2 separate regions of the Homo sapiens genome follow, and region 1 is linked to region 2. A link is a contact called in ENCODE Hi-C or POLR2A ChIA-PET data. All regions are on one chromosome and are shown on one strand. The core of a region is the stretch at or near the end of the contact, and the rest is flanking DNA. Distances in the headings are between cores, read along the strand shown.

Evidence for each region. A loop is a pair of places that touch in the nucleus more often than their neighbours do. ChIA-PET counts read pairs that join two places held with the same protein, here RNA polymerase II (POLR2A). Pooled maps may share reads with other maps.
Region 1: a loop to region 2 is called in a pooled map, with 8 times the contacts of the local background. The contact joins the enhancer-like site here to the promoter of KDM8 in region 2. A Hi-C loop is called at or near these places in 1 of 37 single-sample maps with no recorded cell type and 6 of 50 pooled maps. POLR2A ChIA-PET finds 5 or more read pairs at or near these places in 7 of 52 experiments (A549, AG04450, CD4-positive, alpha-beta T cell and 4 more).

The regions. Positions count from the first base shown.
Region 1 is chr16:27,108,471-27,111,170 of GRCh38, forward strand. No RefSeq gene overlaps it. Among named protein-coding and RNA genes, the nearest start is that of C16orf82, 43 kb to the left of the region's middle. RefSeq lists a silencer at 1,287-1,486 and enhancers at 1,525-2,073, 2,074-2,620. Within about 2 kb of position 1,346, at least 10 of the 41 ENCODE cell types and tissues checked have a DNase peak (open chromatin) inside an H3K27ac peak, as active enhancers do.
Region 2 is chr16:27,202,265-27,204,964 of GRCh38, forward strand. KDM8 (lysine demethylase 8) reads left to right here and starts at 1,262. Exons shown (of 8, transcript NM_024773.3): 1 at 1,262-1,372. RefSeq lists an enhancer at 1,307-1,466.

The sequences.
Region 1 (2,700 bases), core at 96-2,595, 94 kb before region 2:
GTTGGCCTCTATCAAAAACAACGTGAGCATCATTTCTCCACCCTGGCTGCCCATTAAAATAAAAAGCAAACGCCAGGCGCAGTGGCTCAGGCCTGTAATCCCAGCACTTTGGGAGGCCAAGGCAGGCGGATCACTAGAGGTCAGGAGTTCGGGACCAGCCTGGCCAACACGGTGAAACCCCCATCTCTACAAAACTGCGAAAATTAGCTGGGGTGGTGGCAGGCAGCTACTCAGGAGGCTGAGGCAGGAGAATTAATTGCTTGAACCCGGGAGGTAGAGGTTGCTGTGAGCCAAGATGGAGCCACTGCCCTCCATCCTGGCGACACAGGGAGACTCTGTCTCAAAAATAAAATAAATAAAATAAAATATAAAATAATAAAATAAAATAGTGTCTGGGACCCACCAGAAGTTCTGGTTACCGGTATGTCTTAAAGGCTCCCGGGTGATTCTAAGGCGCAGCCAGATTAGAGAAGTAAGGGCCTGGACGTGCCCCTCCTGGCACAGCCCTGGGCTCTCACTGGTGCGGAGCCTGTGCAAGGCTCTTCTGCGACTGTCCGGTTCGATCCTGCCCGCGGCTCTGTGAGGCTGGCCAGGCGTCCTCCCCTCCCAGGTGCAGAAACAGCCATGCAGGCCAGGTAACCACGTACCCAGAGACTGAAGTTAAATCTGACTCCAGAATCCAGAAGAAAGGAAGAGAAAGGGAGGAAAGAGGGATGGAGGAAAGGAAGGGAGGAAAGAGTGGGGGAAGAAAAGAAGAGGGAAGGAAGGGAGGAAGGGAGGGAGGAAAAAAGGGCAGGAGGGAGGGAGGAAGGGAGGGGGAGGGAGGGAAAGAGAGAGGGAGGAAGGGAAGGAGGAAAAGAGAGGGAGAATGAAAGGGAAAGAAGGGAAGAAAGGAGGGAGGGAGGGAGGAAAGGAGAGAGAGTAAGGAAGGGAAAGAGGGAAAAGGGAAGAAGGCAGGGAGGAAGGAAAGGAAGGAGGGGAAGTTGGAGGGATAGATAGATGATGGGTGGATGGACGGAAGAATGGATGAGTGGTGGGTGGGTGGGTGAAAGGATACGAGGGAGGAATGAATGAATGAAGAGGAGGAAGGGAAGAAAAGAAGATAGGGAAAGGAGGAGAAGGGAGAAAAAGTGATATGTGGGGGTTGGAGAAACGAAGGCGGAAAGGACGGATGAATTAATGAATTAGGGATAGATGAAAGAGGGGAGGAGCAAGGAGAGCGGGCTGCTGCCTCGGCGACCTCTGGTCCCCGGGGTCCCGTGAGCAGCCAGGGCGGAGGTCAGGGAAGGCGGGTCTGGGGTACGAGACCAGGAGCTGTGCGGTCTCCGACGGGACTTGGCCTCCGCGGGGCCCTGCTGCCCCCCAGCGGCGATGCGCGGCACTGCAGAGGCGGCGGCGGGACCGGGGGCGGCCGCCCCTCCTTCCCCGGGCTCCGGGAGCCGCCCGCGCGTTCCCTTAGCAGCCGCCCCACCCGCCGCTCCCCGCTCCCGCCCCGCCGCGCCCGCTGCAAACTTTGGCCTCTGCAGCCCCGGCATCCGCTGGACGGAAGAGAGAGAGAGGAGCTCCTCCCGTAGCTTTCTCCCGAAAACGTTTTCTCTTCCCTACTCTCTGAAAAAGGATAACGAGGTGGGGGAGGGGAAGGAAATAGTTTAAGTTAATTTAAATTGTGTCTGCCGTGGGCAACTCTCCAAGAAAGGGCTTTCCTTTTTTTTTTTTTTTTTTTTTTTTTTTAAGAGGCACGTTCGAAGCACTCAGAGAAGCTCTTTGCTGCAGCCCAGCGGCCACGGATAGAGCCTGGGAAGTGGAGAAGGAGCTGCTCCGAGAGGGTCCCAGGGAGCAGGGGGACCCCAGGCGTGGCCCTGGCCCTTGGGATCTCTGGGACCAGGCCTGGACCCTCGAAAGGGCGCGGCTGATCCTGCCTAGGGGCTTGCTCTTGGCCGCCACTTCTCCTAGGCGGACTCCTCTAATCCAGCCGGAGCCATGAGGTCGTACTATTTATCCCCACTTTGCAGCTGGGCCCAGAGAAATCAAGCGCGCACAGCTAGGAAGTGGCAGTGCCCCGGTTTGAAGGCACCAAGGCCCATCCTGAGCCCTCAGGCTCGGGACTCCACCATACAGCTCAAAGTGGATGCTAGGATCTTCCCATCCTACAAGAAAAGATGCTGGGAGCTCCAGAGGTTTGCTCAACGCCACCTGCCTACAGTCTGCTGCCCAGACCCTCCAGACCAGCCTTACATCAGGAAACTCCCATGAGCTCCGGGAGCTGACCTCAAACAGCTGCCAGACCCGGGGGTGTGTGGGGAGCCAACCTCCAAAGTGGCCAGAGGCTGCAGTCCCTGCCAGCATCCCTGGTGACCTCAGCTGTGGGCAGGGAGCTCAGGGAGGGGGTCAGGAAAGACAGGGAGGGGGCGAGGGAGGGGGTCGGGGAGGCTCAGAGGCAGAGCCCACACAGTCCCTGCCACCTATCTCCTGCCTCTCTCCTCCATGTCAGGAGGGACAGTGCTGACTTGTGGGGCTTCATTTCACCCAACAACTCACTGGTACATTCAATTAATATTTACGGAGTGTCTGCTGGATGCCAGGAGCTATGTTAGACAGTGAGGAGATCGTGGTAAATATGGTACTTAGTGCTGAAGACAGGCGATACAAAAGTCAACCAACAAATGCACACGATGATCTGAATATTAATAAGTACTAAGA
Region 2 (2,700 bases), core at 12-2,511:
GTGATTCTTTGCAGTAAACTTTTTTCCACAACACAAAAGGGTGAGAGCAATTCCTTTTTACTTTTTTCCGGGGACACAAGACTCAGGGAAAATTCAACATTGTCACTACTCAAGGGTGGAAACTTAGTGTAGCACATAACCATGAGGATTCTAAACCTGTGGCTGCTGAGTTCAAACACCAGCATCCCAGTGAGCCTGGTGGGTTAGGAGATCTTTCTGTGCTTTACTTGCTCCCTCCCTGATATGGTTTGGCTGTGTCCCCACCCAAATCTCATCTTGAATTGTAGCTCCCATAATTCCGTGTTGCGGAAGGGCCCAGTAGGAGATAACTGAATGATAGGGGAGGTTCCCCTCATACTGTTCTCCTGGTAGTGAATATGACTCATGAGATCTGATGGTTTTATAAGCGGTTTCCCTTTTCACTTGGTTCTCATTATCTCGTCTTCCACCATGTAAAACGTGCCTTTCACCTTCCACCATGATTTTGAGGCCTCCCCAGCCATGTGGAACTGTGAATCCATTAAACCTTTTTGTTTGTAAATTGCCCAGTCTCGGGTATGTCTTTATCAGCAGCATGAAAGCGGACTAATACACTCCCTAAAATGGGGATGAGCATGATCATTACAATAGCTACGATCCTCATATTTTTAAAGTATTTTAGCACCGTACCTAGAATCCACTAATCTATGAACTGATCCTGAGCAAGCCTGTTTCCTACTCAGACCCCAAGCTCAGTACGAACATAACTTTCCATGCCTCTGTGCAATGCTGCAAAAGGCGTGCATACTTGGAGTCCACAGGAGTGTGTGCTCAAAACACAAAAGTCCCAGTGACCACGCACCACTCGGCATCAAAGCAAAGGTGGCAGGAGTGTGTCCCCTGGCCACTTGCCTTCTCACTCGAACAGACTGTGGATGCAGCACTTGCTCGTGGGTAATTGTGGATCTGACTTTCCAAAAGTACAAGTATGTGGCCACTTTAATCACTGAGCCTCAGTTTCGCTCTCTGTAAAATAGGGAGAACTAATAATCCTAGCTGCAGAGATTAAATGGTGGATGCAAACAGCCTTGTACGAAGTTGTTATCTGTGCAGAGGAAAAAGCGGTATCACTAGCGTGGAAGGACCCAGAGGATACAGCCAAGCCTTTCTGTCTTCTCCATCCCCCGGCCTTTTAAACAGCAGTGGGGCGGGGCCACGGCATCGATCACTCGGCGCTCCTCCAGGCACTGCGTCGTGATCAGACGAGCGGTGAGCGATCGATACTCCTATGCTAGCCTCTGGCTCCTCAGGGGACACAGCCGAGTGGTCGGACCAAACGCAACGAGTCTTCGCCAGCCCAAAGGCGACTCGACACCGTCCCAGCTGAAGAGAGGTTAGTCTGAGCAACTCGAGAGCGGAGTCAGCTCCAGTTCCTCAGAAGTGGAGAGGCCGGGTTCAGAGGCATAGACCGCGCAGGCGTCATGTGAAGCAGCCAAGCCCGGCCTCGCGCGTGCGCCTTGGAAAACCCCGAGGGTGGCTCGAGTTGCCGCATGCGCTCTGAGAATGCAATTTAGCTCGTCGCCGGCCTGCCCTGCGGGAGGATAAAGGGAAAGGTTCCGCGCGTGCGTATGCTCGTCTCTTGGCAGTGGTTTTGCGCATGCGTGAGGGCAGGCCCTTACGGCGGGCTGCTGTGCGCTTTAGCGGTTCTTGGCGTCGCGTTGGTGTAGGCCTAGTGCGCCTGCGCGGGTTTTATACTCTGCTATATGTGTGTCCGCTGCTTTTAGGCAACCAGCCGCTGCCCCTGGGCCGCAAGGCAGGCTGGAAACGATTCCGCCGTCAGGTCCCAAATATGAGCCGCGAGAAATGCAGCCCCGGGGAAGGCGCTGAGGAGGGAAGGGGGTCTGAGGCCTCGGGGCTCAAGGCCAGTGCGGGGTACGGGGGACCCTCTGGGGCCTGGGTGTGTGACTGCCCTAAGGAAAGGTGCTTGTAGCTCGGTAGGACTTAACGATGGGCATCGGTGCGTTTCCCGGCAACGGTAGGAATCGCCGTGCTCAGGAGGACTCGGGAGCAAGCCCGGGGACAGGAGGTGCGCAGGCGTTGGGGCCACACGGACGACCCAAACACAAGACTGTGTGCCCCTTAGAGAGCCAAAGGGATCCCTGTGCCATGAATTAAAGCTTTCTGGAAAATGTTCCAAACTTTCCTGGGAAGTTTTACGAAGCTCTTGTTTTTGCACAATTTTTGTGGAATACTGCCATAATAACATTGAGGAGATTAGAGAACTGGACCGCCTGTTCCCAGAAAGCTAGGTGTAGGCTGATCTGTCCTGGAAGCCCCTTTTGGGAGGCTTTCTCATGACCAGCATGGTGCTTGCAGAGTGCCCACCCTGAGACCCTCTGCAAATCACAGTGAGGCTCTCGGAGAGGCCATTCCACCCAGCCACCTTAAAGAATACTCAGGGAGGTGCTTTAGAGGAGTTGATGTTTAAAAATAATTTAAGGCTGGGCGCGGTGCCTCACACCTGTAATCCCAGCCCTTTGGGAGGCCGAGACAGGCCGATCACTTCAGGTCAGGAGTTCACAAGACCAGCCTGACCAACATGGCGCAACCCCGTCTCTACTAAAAATAAAAAATTAGCTGAGTGTGGTGGTGCACATCTGTAATCACAGCTGCTTGGGCGGCTGAGGCAGGAGAATTGCTTGAACCTGGGAAGCGGAGGTT